Linked DNA regions of Homo sapiens: region 2 is linked to region 1. Evidence: chromatin loops called from intact Hi-C (ENCODE). Cell type or tissue: endothelial cell of umbilical vein. All regions are shown on one strand. Each heading gives the region's core, and the rest is flanking DNA. Links, peaks and the distances in the headings are about the cores only.

Region 1 (8,342 bases), core at 46-8,045:
TTAGTAATATGGAAACTGAGTCCAGAAAGGTGGAATGGTATTTGGAAAAAATAGTAAACAAATACATTGTTTAACAAAAACAGGAATAAACATTGAATAATTTGAGCAGTTTAAGTTTAGAAAAATTTAAACCATGCTAGTATGGAAGATGAGAAAAATTACCAGACTCAGAGCATGGTCCCTGTATTGTTCAACAAGAAAGTGGAGATATTATTAATAATATACTTTGTTAATCATGTGTACATGTTACGGTTTTAAGGTAATAACTGAAAAAACAAACTAGAGTATATAAGTTCCAAGTCACTAGAGAGAATAAAAGAGAATAAACTCCAGGAGTCCAAAAGAAGGCAGAAAAGAAGGAAAAACAAGTAGAAGCAAAAAGATACAAATTGGGTTTTAAAAGATTTTAGTAATAATTATAATACAGGTAAATGGATCACACTTGTCAAATAAGAGAGAGAGATGTTTGGATCAGAGAAAAGGACATAGAGCTACATGCTGTTCACCAGAGACACACCTAAAACCTATATCCTTTTCATTGACAAGGAAAAGCTGAAAGTAGAAAGATGGAACAAGGAACACCAGGCAAATACTAACCAAAAATAAAATATGGTGGAGGGATATTGACAGGAAAGAAAACAGACTTCAAGGGAAAAACACTGCTGTGGGGTAGAAAGCTTTTCTATTAGCTGTGTGACCTACTTTCCCTTTCCCGAGGCGACCTCTCTATTTGCGCTTTTATCTCTGCCTGGAAGAACGTTGGTGGGCTGGCATCGTATTATCTCTGCTATTGAAAGCACAAGGTAACAACACTGAGAGAAAAATTTCTTCTGATATTTTCTGGCATTTTCATTTGCCGTATCCAGCATATGCGTTCTAAAGGTGTTTTGGGGGTTGGTTTGTTTGGTGGAATTTTTGGTTAGAGTCACTCTCTTGTATTTATCATAGAAAGGTAAGTCTGCCTCAGGTAGTTTAGAAAGTTAAATCTGACTGTGAATGTGCACTTATTACTATTACTGCTACAATGACAACTAGTACTATTTTTAATTGCTAATTGTAATGAAAATGTGAACTTGAATCTCTTATTCTAGTCTTAGCTTCTGCCTAGATAAAATGGATTATTTTCATTATCAAATAAAATAATGTCTGAAAATACTTTGAAGGACTATTATATGTATAAAACATTTTGTAAAGTATTATTATAATACTGAGTACTTTCTTACTAGATTACTTTAATCTAAACACAATTATAAATTAACTTAAAAAAATTATCAAATGTCTTTTAAGATGAATTTACACTTTGCCCAGAACCTAGTTTTAAATAAATGGGACCAACAGCTGAAAAACATACTTTAGGAAACTAGAGTAGAGAAGAATAAGAATAGGTACTATGTGAAGTTACCATGACTTACCAATGTGATTTTGATCAATGGGTGCTGAGTAGTCACAAGGCAACTTTGGTGCCATGCTGGTCCATGTCCATGAACATGGGCATCCCTGCCTAGTGCTGGGCACCGTCTGCCTGTGACTCACCCCACACACAGCCTGGCACCCTCTGCAACCTGCTTCTACTATAAGGTTCCAAGGCTTGATTCCAATTCTGGTTCCAACACCTACTTGCTATATACCACTGGGAAGGCAAGTTATGTAGCATCTGTGAGCCCCGGTTCTATTAAACTGTCAAATGGATATTACCTCCAAGGGCCCTTGTGACCATAAATGAGCCAGTAGAAGCTAAGTGCCTAGCAGAGTAAGTAGGTATTTTTAATATAACATTTACTACTTATAAACTATGATGAGGCTGGAATCAGAACCACTCATTGGGATCTTGCCCATCATAAATAGTTTGGATTTATTCCAAAGGTTCTTACCCAAGGATAGGAAGCCTTTGCAGACCTCATAGTCATTGCATTCCTGATTCTACTCCAAAGCCTCCATTTGCATCCTCAAGAAGCCTGATTACAGCTTCTTCAGCATTTTGTGTGTGTGTGTGTGTGTGTGTGTGTGTGTGTGTGTGTGTGTGTTGGAGGGTGGGGGGAAATGTTTATTTTAAATAATTGGAAATAAAAACTCACTTAAGTGGATGGCACCTTTGGAGTCCTTGGTCCCTCATCCACAGAATTAGAGGCTGGATGAGGTTATCTCTAGGTTCCCTCTCACCTCTTGAGTTTTAAATTCTGAAATGCTAAATAGCATCCGATGTAGAAAGCATTTCAGAGTCAAGGAATCATGGTGAATGTGAGCAAGAAATTTCAATGCAGTGTGACGAAGGCCACCGACTTACCATCCCTTCTCTCACCCACACATTCCTTTACACATAGAACCCGCCCTCCTGCTAAGCCATCTGGAGAAGGTCCCCTAGGGCACATATTTCTCTGCCTGAGAATAGCTGGCAATGGTGAGATGAAGGGGCTGCTATATGGGCCTAGGAAGGCACCTGAGGCAGAGGTGTCTAAGGAGATCCAACAAGTGAGAACATCAGGATGCCAGGCCCAGATGCAGAGGCTGGGAACCCGCCAGAATGCGGAGCAGGATGCCATGACTGTGAGCTGGATTCAGAGCTTCAAGTTCGGAAGGAGTCCAGTTGGGGTGAGAATGGGGGTGGAATGTTTTCTGAGCAGTGGTACCAGGAAACCGCACTTGGGTGCAACCCAACATTCCTTCAAGCAGATTGATATTAAATATTTATCTTGTGTTTTTCAAGTGCCTGAAGTAGTACAATGAACAAAATAGGGCTACAGTGAACTCACTGAAGATCTTTCCATCCACAAGAATAAAAGTAATAACGCAAAATGGGAATCCCGGCCAGCCAGCATGAGAGGAGTTGGTGGTGCAAAGGCGGGCTCTTCAGAGTTGGATTATGAAAGTTAGATGATAATTTCCAACAGAGGAGACAGCTGGAGGCACGTCAGAGTCAAGGAATCATGGCATATGTGAACAAGGCATTTTGACGCAGCGTGATGAAGGCCACTGACTCACATTCCTTCTCTCATCCACGTGATCATTGACACATAGAGTCTGTCCCCATGCTGGGACATTTGGAGAAGGTTCTGCAGGGGACACCTAACTCGGCTTGAGAAAGGTTGGCCTCCATGAGATGAGGGAGTGCTAACCAGAGCCGGATGAGAGGAGAAAGTAAGAAAGGACCCCATAAAAATGCTACAGTACAAGGAACTCTATATATTCAAGGGGAAACAGAAACAATTTAGAGGTCTCAGTGAGATCTTATATGATGGAGGCTAAGCTACGTGACACAGATTGTCAGTCCCACGGTGTAAAAAGAAGGGCTTGGTGCAGTTTCAAGGTATCTTGGAAGGTGCCCGGTGGCTGGGCCCACCCACGTGCACAAGAACTGAGACCTGGGCAATGTGGGGGTAGCAGGGAGCCAGCATGGGGCATGCCTCGGGTGGGAGTGAAGGGGCCGATGGAGGCGAGGGCTGGGCTTCTCACAGAAATAATGATCACAGAAAAGAAATGCCTGCCATGTGTTTGAGAACATGTCACTGAACAAATACCTGTACGATTTTTCTATCAACAGGAAAAAATCTGCAATTCATCATCACCATTTTTTTTGCCTATTTTGATATTTTTCTACCTTTTTATCAAGGCCAGTTGTAAAACAAGCAATCAATTTGATTTATTGGCATTACGCTTTCTGTGCAACAGAGAATGACAGAGGCAAAGCTCTTGGAAGAAAACATTAGCCAGGCTGACCTCTCTTCAGCTTCCTTTATGAAGTATTACATTTTATGTTATTTCTTCATACGGAGAACTGAAAGCTGGTATTAGAGCACAAATACTGTCTTTGGCATCGAAGTTTTCAGAAAGTTACCATACGTTAATAGAAGGCAAGTTTCGGGTATTGAGTACTCTTTAATAAACTCAGTATTTAATTCATAATAAATGCAAATCATTATAAAACCTTACACAACTGGGAAGCTATTAAGAAGCCAGGGAATGAGCACTTAGGAAGTGACAATGTTTCTCCACGACCACTGCGGAATATTTGTGATGAGCAGTTTTTGACTGAATTTGGATGGCAGAGTGCAGAGTGCACTTAAGCCTTCTTAAATTGGCTGTACACCAATATATTTGATGTTGCAAATTAAAAAATCCTTAAAGAATGATTTAAACAGTAAAAAAGGACCTATTATTAAAGTGAAAAGAATTCCTTCTTGATTTTTTTCATGGATTACATCCAAGGAGGAGGAATTGCAGCTGGCCACTAGAGGGAGCCTCATTCACGGATCTTATGGAATCAAGTTTAGGAGGACCAAGTGTCGCCACGTCTAGGCTTCCTGGGCACTTTGACACCATCCAGGCTTCTTGTGAGGAGGAGGTAAGCACCAATGCATTTGTAGCATTGAAATCTTCCCTTTGTGATACCACGGAGTCAAAAAGAACTTTCTAGCATGTGGCCTGTGGAGGCCAGGGTCCTGGGAAGCTCCAGGGACGGGAGGGCAGGAGGAGCTGTGGGTGTCACCTTGACAGCTTACCGGGGCCTCAGGCTGGCCACAGGAGGAGCTATGAGAGGGGCAGCAGGGCGTGGGATTCCAGCGAGGCTGAAAGGGAGGCACCAGAGAGGAACAATGCTTTCCCACAGACGCAGCAGAGTTGTTCCTGAGATATTTTTTTCTGCCCCCAGCTCTATGTTTCTTTAATATAACAACTTAGAGAGTAGAATGAAAAAAAGTCAGCCTGATACCCTAAATATACCACATGCCCCCATATCCAAGACCAGATTCCCTGGGATAGAAAATGATAAATATGGCTAGTTAGTCACAATGATCTGAACTGACTTAATTAGAACTAGGTTGGGATTTCCAATGGAACCACCAATGATGGTTCCTGTTTTGGAAACCTGAGACATGGGCTTCAGGAGATTTGTGGGGGCAAGGAAGAGAGCAGGGGAGCCTGTGTGCCTTTCCACCTGAGGGATGATTCCGGGAACATAGAAAACCAGGCTTCTTTCTACAATAAGCGTTTTCAAACTTTGCCAAAGAGTTCCATCAGGGCCTTTCGGAGTGGATTCATATTAACCAAGGGTCTTCCCTCCTCTATACAACCCACAATGTCTTCAGGGGGTTTCAGAGAATCGAGATGCTATGTGTGCATTTGGGTAAAGCAGAAGCCACAGTCCCATTTTTGGAAGAGCTTTCAATACAATTTGAAACATCTAAACTATCAAACAGTAAACAAAATCCACACAAGTTTGCAAAGGTATAAGGCACAGAGGACAAAGTGCTTACAGTCGACTGCGGAAAGGCAGAGACAAGCTTTGGAATCTTAACCACCCTTGGCCAAAGCCTTTCAGCACATCAGACTGGAATGCAATGGACAGCGTGGGGGTCAGGACTGCCACTTTTCAGAGCTTTTGAAGGGAGGACGAGGATTCTAAGAGGCCACTATCGCGCTGTCCTGATGTTGTTGCTAGCAGTAGTAGTGTGTTTTATGAAAAGCAAAACAACATTGCAATAAAGCCACAGATGCAAACTATAAACGCATGCAGAATGAGAAAAAATTCTTTCATAGAAGCCACAATACTCCTGAGAGGTAACAGACAGGCCACAAACCTCAGGAGGCTTCCTTGGCGGTGTCATCTAAATGCGTTGTTACAGTCTAACCAGCAGAAGAAATCATAATTTTGACAATGTGAAAATATCTAGACTGTAGTCTGTAACTGCAGAACTCATATAAAATGCATCCATTGAAAAATATTTTAAAGAACATTTCTATTTATTTTTTATAATAGGTTATTAATTATCATGTAAAAATTTTTATTAAAAAAATCTCTGAAGCTTCTCTTGAGAATGCCCATGGGGGCAAGGAAGAGAGCTGCTGAGAAGCTCAGAGTGGCCTCTCTGTCCCAGGTCATCTCCATTGAACAAAACGAAACAGTGGCTTATCTTCAGGGCCTTCTATCCCATTGTTTGCATCCTTACGATGCTCTCATAGACTCATGGCCAGCTAGCAACACTTGCTTTAGACTTTCAATTTTAGGTTTAATCTGTATATCCAGAACTAGCATTTAAACCTGATTGGCTTAAATTAAACACTAATAAAAGATATTTTAACGTATGCTTTCTTCAACTACTCCAACATTTTATAGCTTGAAAGTGGATGTAGCAATGTATTAGGTTTACTTTTTTTTTTAAATTTTACTTTAAGTTCTGGGATACAGGTGCTGAATGTGCAGGTTTGTTACATAGGCATACATGTGCCATGGTGGTTTGCTGCACCTATGAACCCATCATCTAGGTTTTATGCCCCGCATGCATTAGGTATTTGTCCTAATGCTATCCCTCCCCTTTTCCCCCACCCTCCAACAGGCCCCAGTGTGTGATGTTCCCCTCCCTGTGTCCATGTGTCCTCATTGTTCAACTCCCACTTATGAGTGAGGACAGGCAGTGTTTGGTTTTCTGCTCCTGTGTTAGTTTTAATCCTCCTGTACACTGAAAGCCTCATATTATACTTGCATTTGCTGCTATAAATACTCTGAAAACTTAAAGGAAATGATAAAAATATATTGACACCAAATAAGCAAGAATGCAACTTCTGATGTGACATCGAACGTTTTGAATCATCTTCATATTCGTGTCTTGGTTGTGCATGAGGGGTCCCAGTCTATATTCCTGGTTATAGACCTGAAGGGTGTGTGTTTCCTTAACTGGGATCTGGAGTTCTTGAAGTGGTAAAGCAATAAGCTCCTTGTTTTGGAAAGTTTTAGGCAAGAAATCAGCTTTCATGAAATGAGCATACTTTTCAAAGAAGCGCCACATTTGAATACCTACCAGAAGCTGTCCAGCAAAGCAGACGAAGAGGATGAAGGCCAGCAAGAGAAACGCAGCCCCAAAGGAGATGCCCAGGACGGACGTTCTACCGGGAAACAAAAAGCAGCAAGTCAGGGTGGAGATCGTTTCTCTCATTCTGGAAAGCTACCAGTAATACTTTTGGGTTAACGAGGACTTTATTAAATGCAGACTGCAATCCTCACTAAATTTTTGAGAAATAAAAATGGAGCTAAAATGCCACATACATGTCCATAGAAAAGGGTCCACACAGCGATGGCCAATTAACTTATTCTGACTCAATAAAACTGCCTCAGAAGCATCAGTTCTTTATGAAGGATAAAGAATCTTTTTAAATGACTCGCCCATGTTCCTGGCAGTTTCATGTGGCACTTGGCCACATCCCCCATCTCGGTGGCCTCTTCACTGCCAGTGAGATCCTGGCAGCTGCCGCCTTAAGGACAGCCTCACCTTGATAGCCTGGAAGTCCTCAAGTTCCACCCTTGTTCCTGTTGACCCAGGAGACATTGAGTCCTCACCCTCCCCAATCTCATGAAACCAGATTCAACCTATTTTGTTCAACATAGATGCAGCAAAATGTGTAGCGAGGCTTTTTACATGCTTGAGTGAGCCAATGAACTCAAAAGCATCCCATGATCATGTGAAAAACATGCCTACTGAGTTGCAAATCCTGCTACTGACAGATTACAGGCTTACTTATAAGAATTGTATACATATCCGAAAGGTCCCTTAAATAATTAAATAATTCAAAGCCTTTTAAAACTTAGTTTAATCCAAGGATAGAAGTTTCAGAGGTATAAAAAGGACTGAAGCACAGTGAATCATCAAAGATGAAATGCAAATGGAACATCCAAGGAGAGGTTGGATGGTGTCTGAGACCAAAATGGAACCTCATGCCAATGAGGTTGGCTAGAGACAGTGAAGAAACAGAGGATTTGGCTAAGAAGAGGAGTAACATCCAGAAACAACGTATGGGATGGAAGAACCAGATATAAGCCAGCCACAAGCTGACATCCTCCTGCAGGTGCACTCCTGTGAGTCCCACAGAAAGAGAAACAAATTGAGCAGTTAGTGCCCTGAGTAAAGCTCCTGATGCTGTCATGATGAGAAGCCACCCTCAACTCTTTATCTCAGATACCTACTCCATTAAGAGGGATGACTACAGGGACACACATCAAACAACATCTACAAAAACTTGAGTTCAAACCAACAATTGGACCTGACCCAATCAATGACTTTCGGGCACTGAGTCATGTCCTAGACATGACTCACAATGCTTTCAAACACCTGGCCTGATAATAATACTTGTTCAGATTTTACAAGTGATGATAAGACTCTGCGGGAGGGTGTGTATATACCAAGTACACCTAGATTGTTGACTAGTCTCATGGGCCGGGCTCATGCTAGGCTGTTCTGACACAAAGATGAGTAAGATGTGATCCTGCAGCAGCGGGAGGAGTGCCAGCCCACATCTCAGAGCTATGGAGGGCGCTTGCCATTATCCTCATGACTAAAGGGGACCACAGTGATTCA
Region 2 (8,342 bases), core at 329-8,328, 670 kb after region 1:
TCAGGAAGGGGAACCAACAGAATCCATAAAAACTGAGTCCTGTTTCCAGTTTGTTCCTCAACAGGTGAACATTTGCACCATTAGCAAAATTAAACAGAGATCAAGCCACCAAGGAGGATCTTGGTTTCCATTACCCTAAAACGTAATGGAAATGACCCTAAAGTCTCCTGAATCTGTCTCTAAAGGTAGCTTTATATTGCCATATTAATTAATGCTTCTTATTTTTACTTTCTTTAATTTCTCCTTTGCAATCTCATAAATGAGCGTTTGTTTTAGGTATTGGGAAACCTAAAACAGCAAGGTTTTGTTTCTCTGTTCTAAACTGGGCAGAAACCAAGCTCCCTCTAAGGACTCTGCTCCTCTTCCAAGTTGAATAACCCAGCACACCAGGACTTTCTGCCACCAACATTGTGTGTTTGGCTTATAAGTCATGTTTTTCATTGCTATTGTTAATTTCTATTTTTGAATAATTTTATATTTACAGAAAAGGTGCAAAGATAGTACAGAGTTCCCACAGTGATGAAAACGATTTGGAACTAGATAGAGGTGATGGTTGCCCAACGTTCTCAATGTACTCTATGACACTGCATTGTACACTTTCAAATGATTACTGCTTTTAACATATTTGTTTGGTGTCAACTGCCTTACTAAATTTATACTCACTTAAAATAGGTTTTTAGCTGCCAATCCATTATCTACAGCCAATCCATTATCTTCCTATAATGCTAAGTTTCCTTTTCACATTCAGATCTTCTTTTTTTTCCTCCTTGTATTACACTGGTTGGAACTCCAGGATGCCAATAAATAATATCAGTGATGGTGGACTTTCTTTTATTCTTTAATATTTAAAGGGGAATTCTCCTATTGTTCCTGCCACATGGTTCCACAAAGACATTTTTGGAGGTAAATTTTGTTGTTGAATTAATTCCTTCCTTAGTTACTGATCTGTTATCTTCCATCCTGAGTCAGACACTGTTCTCTGTTCTGCTTCTGCCCTCTTTTCACATTCCACTTCACGCTTTGGGGAATAGAAGCAGCCCAGCCTCAGAGTCCCTCATACACTCAAGGACGCTTTTAACTCCAAGTGCAAACATCTGCCTGCAGGCCACTGCTCCAGCCTCCCTCTTACAGCACCGCCAGCCAGGGGACACTCACTGCCTGGCAGTGCTGAGCTTTACTGGTGCTACCCCGATGTCTTCCTCCCCTTCCACCCACTCCCTGTCTTGGAGACCACTGCATGTGCACAGTCTTGTTGGTGTTTGGGTTGGGGCAGTGATCCTGAAGTGCATGCTTTATGCTATAGGTTTCAAGCCACTATTGAAAGTTTTAAAATGCACAGATGAATGAGAAAAGTAGTAGTTGGGGAGAATACATTTTCAGTGGCATGCAGGAGGGTATGTAGAAAGAGATGCCAGCACAAATGCCGAGGGCTATATGGAGAAGATAGAGGAGGATTATGACCTCTGCCCTGATGTAGCTCATAATCTTTATTGGCAGGCAGAACTAGGGCATATAAAATCATTTCAGCTGTTCTCTGAAATTAGCTGGACACTGGCACTCTCTAATAGGGGCTCATTTCATCACATAACCAAAAAAAAAAAAATGAGAACAATACCTCAGTAAGTTAGTGGAATGAATGGACAAGAATAGTCACGTGAATTAGTAAATGCAAGATACCAAGCAATGTGACCTTACTGAACACTTGAATCCTTATCATGGACACCAAATGAAATTGAAAAACAAAAACAAAAACAAAAACTCAAGGAAAAAAGGCAATATGGCCTTAGGAGAAGGTTGCCACTCCATTGTGGAATAATGGCCCTCTTACAGATCCGCATCTTTGCCGGTGATCTCCCTGTGCATGTATCGGTTTAGGAGGAAGAAATAGGAAGCAGTTTGAATTTAAGGATACAACATGAAAACAAAGGGTGGATCCACAGAAGCACCCAGGTTAGACAGTGCTCAGCTGGCAGTGTTGCTGTCAGAAGGCAAAGATCATCAGGACAGCCGCAGTCACGCCCACAAAGCCTGTAGAGAAGAGTGGCCTGAGTTTGTGAATCAATGCTCCGTGTGTGTATAGATCAGTTTCGCCTTGTCTGCTACCTGATTCAGTCTACATTTTACCTACTGGCTGCCATTTTTAAATTTTTTTCAATGTTAAATTATTTATTGTTTAAACTTCTTCATATTCACCCTGAAGGGACCATAAATTACTCCTGTTCCTTTTCCCCTACTCTATTTTTTTTTGACTAGCATTTTCTCTTACTGCAATTACCCTAAGGTATTAAATGGATATATTATTTCCTTACAAGAAAGCTAAAGAAGAAAGCAACATAAGAAGAGAAAAGCAGTGTGTGCTTTCATGAAATAAAAGAATGCCAAAAATGGAGAAACATAGACCAAACTTGTCAGCACTGTTTACACAAGAGATTGCATCATATTTTAATGAAAATCCTTTTTTATAAAGGAAATTACTAGGCCAGGACTATTTCCCCAAATATGCAGAAAATGCACTCAATGGAGCTGCCAATATAATATTATAATGGATGCTTCTCAGATGTAGTCTAGGGTTGTTATAAAAAATAGGGAATGGTGTTTAAAACAAGACTGGTTAACAGTAAAACACACACACACACACACACACACACACACACACACAAAGCCTCTGAAAACAATACAAAGAGGAGTGAAAGATTTTGACCTTCCCCCTTCTGGGAAGGGAAGGCTTTTGTCAGAATTCTCCCTGTGAGCTCTCTGTGGACGTGCCATTCTCCCTGCTTAACAAGGAAAGACCACCTCAGAATTGAATCAGAAAAATGCCCCCTACAGAAGGTGTATTCTCCAGTGAGCGAATTCTTTTGAAGGGAAAGGGTATTATTTACTTCTGTAATCAGATATGCAGCCTCCGAGAAAGGTAAATTTTGCTGGCAAAGCACTTTGCGCCTCAGATGGTGGAGCCCCTTGTTCTATGAAGCTGCCAAGTCGTCCCACACAGAATGCTGTGGTCGAAGATTCGGGGGAGTCTCCTTTAGGAGAAACTGTACCCTTTGGGGGCATACTCACACCTTTCAGGTTTCTTTAAGAGTCCAAGCAAAAATTAAACAATCAATGGGTTGATATGTCAGCATTAATACAAAGTTTTAAAATTTTACACAGCTACAAGCAATTTGGAAGAAAGCCACGGTAAGTGGAAAAAGAACCCAAGAAAGGCTCTCCCGATGGATACTAAGGGTGTCAATGGATAGAGATGTAGAAAAAAGGAACAAAAGAAAATTCACCAAGACTGTGAAATATGAATCATTGCTATCTCTGGGTTATCGGATTGTAATCAATTCTCATGCTGCTTGGATCCTTTTGTAATTGTTGGCAAGGGGTGTGCATTAATTTATCACAAGGGGGAAATTAAAAACAAGCTACAGAAGTTTGTTTTTAGACATGGAAAGGTTTTTTCCTTCCTTTCCGGATCACCCACAGAAAAGCATTTTCAGTTGAGAATTAGGAGCAGCCAGTGAGTGGGGCTTTCTCTGATGGTTGAGATGGAAGGTTTGACCTTTCCAGGGGAGCTTTATGTGGCCCAGTGGTGCCCTCTGCTGATAACTGGGTCGTGGCTTACTTAATTCATACATTCTTTCACTCCGTCACTAATTTGCAAAAAGCTATTGAGCACTTATCTGTGCTAGAGATGGTGATTCCTACGCTGTGGGTACTAAGAGAACCAGAAATGCTCCCTCTCCGTCCACGGAGCCAACCGGCTACGGCAGGAGGAGATGTGACACACTGGCGTCTGAATCATAAGAAAGCCTGGCCCTGCCAGGCTTTGAAAACCTGCACAATACCTTTGAAATGAACTCCAAACGTGAGTCTATGCTTTCCATTCTTAATACACTGAGAATAAATATTGCCTGTGAGCGAGCTTACTTCATTTTCACTGTTATCTCCTTCAGAAATGCTGTGTGCCTGTGTTCAACTTTTTAAAATTAATATTCATAAACCTCATTCATTCAAATGCATGAGGGGAGAAACAGAACAGATATGATGTATTTTTTGACCTCAAAGAGCATACAATCTGGGAGGAAGGATATCCTTAATTTGAAGGAAACCACTAGAAAAACATACATGCTAAAGTGGAGCACGAGACATTTATATCAAAGAGCGGTGAGGAGGTGGAAGAAGTGGGCAGTGCATAGGGTGAAGTAAGTCAGGAAAAAACGTCTTGGAGGTGGAACATTGCTCTCTGAAAAGAAATGAACGTGACAGTAGACAAGGCTATGGAAGCTTCAGATCCTGGGAGGGGCTAGTCTTGGAGGTAGCAGAGCCCTGCTCACTGGAAGGGGTGTGCCTGGCTACACAGGCCCCTTTTGGCTCACAGCAGCGCATCTGTGGAAACCCAGGTTACCACTGTCTGTGCCTCATCAAAGTCTGCCTGCTGCTTGGCGACATCACGCTCCAGACCTGTCTCTAGGAGCCGTGTGACTGAAGGTCAAGGGTGTCTCCAGGGAGCTCTCACCTGCCTGGTTCGCCCCTGCCCTGCCCTCTGATTGGTTATCCACACACCCACAAAGTTGTTTCACTCTCTGCTCTAAAACAGTACAGGATTTCTGGTGGCAAGGGATGCAGCCTTCATTACCACCCCCCAACCCGCACCCCAACACAAAGCAGAGGATACAAAACAAATGGAGGCTTCATATGTTCTGGCAGCAAGTCCTCGCCCAGAAATCTGGAGATGCAAATAAAGGCCCCCTCGAACAAAACTCGCTAAACGTGCTGAGTGGCCACGAGCCCATCCAAGATAAAACTAAACTAGAAAACATCTAAAGGCATGGAAGAGGAGAAGGAAGCCAGGCTCTCAGCCCTGGCTGTGGAGGAGCTCCGCTCCGAAGGGCGAGGTCTGTCCACCAGGGAACAGGGGAGCCTGGTCTCTGGAGCGTGGAAACCACACCTGCCACCTTCCCCCGCGCACCATGGTGGATGCTACAGACAACAAAAGACTAGCTTTATTATTATCTCCTGGGAAAACCCCGATTACTTCGCTCTATGACATCCCCACTGAGAACTGCCACCAGCTCTACAGGTGATCAGTTCTCACATTAGGACTCAAATGGAAGAAGGCTTTCCCCAAAAGTTGTCAAAATTTAATATTCAAACTCGTATAGCTATCTGCATCCGATTCATCTCACAAAGAATCTTCTCCACAACCCAGGGTCTCTACAAGAAGCCAACAACTTGCATGTGCTTAGAAATCTCTGAGCAACCAGGGGTTCGTGTGTGCATCCCTGGACACCGGGACTGCCTTCGTGATGCTGTAAATGGGCCCCGTCGTCCCAACTGCTAAGGTGCTTGGGAGCAGCCTGCGGAGAGGGAAGCACTGAGAGTGAGCCTGGAGGGAGCCTGGGGTCACTGTCACAGAGTTTGTACTTGAAACCTCCCCTGGGGGGTGCCAAGTCAGTAATCCGGAAACCCTGGCACAATCAGGAAAGGAGGGTGAAGGGAGGGGCGGTGGGAGCCACTGAGGACAGAGCCGGGTGGGGGGTCCACCTGGCTTCTTGCCTCCCTGAGCAGTTTTTGACTGAATACTGTCTTTCTAGATTTTGATTTCCTCATCCTTCAAATGCAAAAGACCTGAATTAGATATCCCAGCTGTAGCATTCTCTGACTGGGGGAATTTTAAAGAACAGGATGTGCGCGCATCCCTTATGGAATTTCTTATTCGACAGAATTCATCCTAGAAACCCTGTTCCTGCACTGGTAATGGATGTTGAGAACATGAGGGGAAAAGGAAACTTATTTTGTTGATTTTGAGTTTATACTTTATAAATGATATTAAATTAATATAACCTAGATAATATATTAATTATATGTAATACATGAATAATATGTATTGTACTCTATAAGTCTAATTATCCTATATATGTATATACTTGTATATGAATAGGATATGCCTATACAGTACCTGTATAGACATAGTGTACATACACTATATGTGTCTATTATACAAATATAACTAATATGTACTATATATTATATAGTATATACATACTATATATTATATATGTTATATTGCATATAATTATAAGATATGTTATATATTATATAATTAATATATATATTAATTAATGTAAGATTTTACAGGAATATTAAGACATTTTGTCTGTGCTTGTTTCCTTTAAACCTTTTTTTCTGAATGATGAAGCTCCCAACAAATAATATTAATGATGTAATTTGTTTCTCCCTAGCAAATTTATCTGTGAATCTTGTAAAATTTCTCTATAAAGTGATCTGGCCTGAGTTTCAGCATAGCAAGTAGATGCTGACATATTTCTCCCAGATTGAATTTTTTAACCCAAACAAAAATTCAGATGAACTGGAGAAAGTTCCAAGAATGAACATCTTGCCCAGCAAAAAATACTACACTGATAGGTTTTTTGTTTGTTTTTTACCAATCCAGCCCTAAAAATCATATTGACACCTCACAAAAATAAATGGTTTCTAATCAGTGGCAAAGCCCAAGAGTAGAAAATACATGGTATATACATTTTAACACTTTCCATTTTCTAGGAGGCTGCCTCTACAAAGCAAGAGAGGAATGTACCATCTCACAACAGTCTTACAGTCTTACAAGGTAGACCATTGCTTTTGTCATTCTTAAGGATTTTGATCAATATAGAAAGCCTTGCTGATGATCCGTGACCATACTCTGAAAACCTGCACAATACCTTCGAAATAAACTCCACATATAAATCTATGCTTTCCATCCTTAATACACTGAGAACAAATATTGCTTGCAGGCATGATTACTTCATTATCACTGTTATCTTCTTCAGAAATACTGTATGCCAGTGTTCAACCTTTTTTAATAAGTGTTCATAAATCTCATTCATTCAACAAACCATTTAGTGAGCATCTACTATGTAGAGGGCATTGTGCTATGTGCTGGGTAAAAAATAAAGAAACACTCCTGGCCATCACTAGCACACAGCAGCTGGGGAGAGGCATTTCAATACACAACAGGATCTCAGCATCAGGAGGCCTATAGAATAGCATTGCTATTTCTCACTGAGGGAGGCTAAGAGGAACAACAGCTCTGGAGTAAGAGGAGCAGAGTTCTGCTGTACGAAGGGCTGATTTTATGAGTTTATAAATCATACAAATTGAAGATCAATAGAGATGTGGGTTTGGATCTTGGGAGGAGGGGCTACAGAGTGCAGCTAGAATACAGCTGATCTCAGGATGCCCAGGAGTGAGGGCCTGGGGCAGGGGAGGCCTGACATGGACACCAGTTAGCTGAGTGGAATGCCTGGCCCATTGCCTGTCTCAGTGTTCTCAACTAAATTGAAAGTACAGATACAAAAGCTTTCATTTCTATGGAAAAATAAGTGTGAGTGTGTGTGTGTGTGTGTGTGTGTGTGTGTGTGGTGAGCAAGGAGAAAGACAGGAAGCAGGCAGAATCATTTGGCCTCATTTTAGTTAAAATACCCGAATGGGCCATTTAGCCACAGACACCATTTCTCCCTTCTGATGAACAAGTGAAGATTTTAGACAGAATGATTAACTTTCTTTTCCTTGTTTCTCCACTACAACCCATACACTAGGGTTAGACAGCCACTGATTTATGAGTTTTTCTTACCTTAGATATCTGTACTCAAAGTGAATTCAGTTATTTGTGAAAATGCTTTGTTTCATTTTATCTTTGTGAAAATTCAGTCTAAATGTATCCCAATTTAAATTTTTTAAAGGATGGAGAGAAGGAAGTTCTTTTTAAATTGGTACTTTAAAATATGTATTTTCTACTCAAATCAATTTTAAAACAATAAAAATAATTAAAATGTTATGGTAAATGAAATATAGTAGACGTATAAAATGAATTTTAACATGGTTTTTATCTTGACATTCCTAATCATTTAATTCCATGAGATTTCCAAATTAAAGATTTGCTATACATATTGTGATTTAAAAAAAATCCACCTAGTATCCACCCAAAGATTAGTATTTTAAGTATTTAACTCCTATGTTCATATGTTTCTTTGAGAAATAATTTGGAGGAGCTCAACCAAAACACCAAAACCTACGGCAAAGGGCTATGAATTTGCAGTTAGGGAAAAGAAGAGGAAAGACCAAGGAAGAATAGAGTTAGGGCTGAAATAAAGCTAAGACTGTCCTCTGTGACAGCTGGAAACACAGACCTCACCTCACAGTGGGTAACATCTGCAGACATTTAAAATATCAACAGCAAGGACCCAGACATTTAAAATATCAACAGTAAGGACCCAGACTACCCGGGGCCCTGAGGGTTTACACCTGCCTGTGGTACTGAGATTGGAAAGAGATTAGATTATCTGAATGGT

Evidence for each region. A loop is a pair of places that touch in the nucleus more often than their neighbours do. Peaks named below come from ENCODE experiments on the same cell type or tissue, not always from the same donor. Only the 100,000 strongest peaks of a DNase experiment are listed, where the experiment ranks them.
Region 2: a loop joins it to region 1, with 27 times the contacts of the local background. A loop is called at or near these places in 5 of 110 quality-filtered maps.

Annotation. Positions count from the first base shown.
Region 1 is chr5:7,742,202-7,750,543 of GRCh38, reverse strand. It overlaps ADCY2 (adenylate cyclase 2), which reads right to left. Exons shown (of 25, transcript NM_020546.3): 15 at 6,792-6,876. Among named protein-coding and RNA genes, the nearest start is that of CFAP90, 100 kb to the left of the region's middle. In endothelial cell of umbilical vein, for the core only: a CTCF peak has its summit at 4,227 (motif pointing right); a DNase peak (open chromatin) is centred at 4,243.
Region 2 is chr5:7,074,373-7,082,714 of GRCh38, reverse strand. All of the region lies in intron 1 of LINC02196 (long intergenic non-protein coding RNA 2196), which reads right to left. Among named protein-coding and RNA genes, the nearest start is that of LINC02196, 42 kb to the right of the region's middle. In endothelial cell of umbilical vein, for the core only: a CTCF peak has its summit at 3,596 (motif pointing left); DNase peaks (open chromatin) are centred at 2,674 and 3,504; H3K27ac peaks cover 1,504 bases.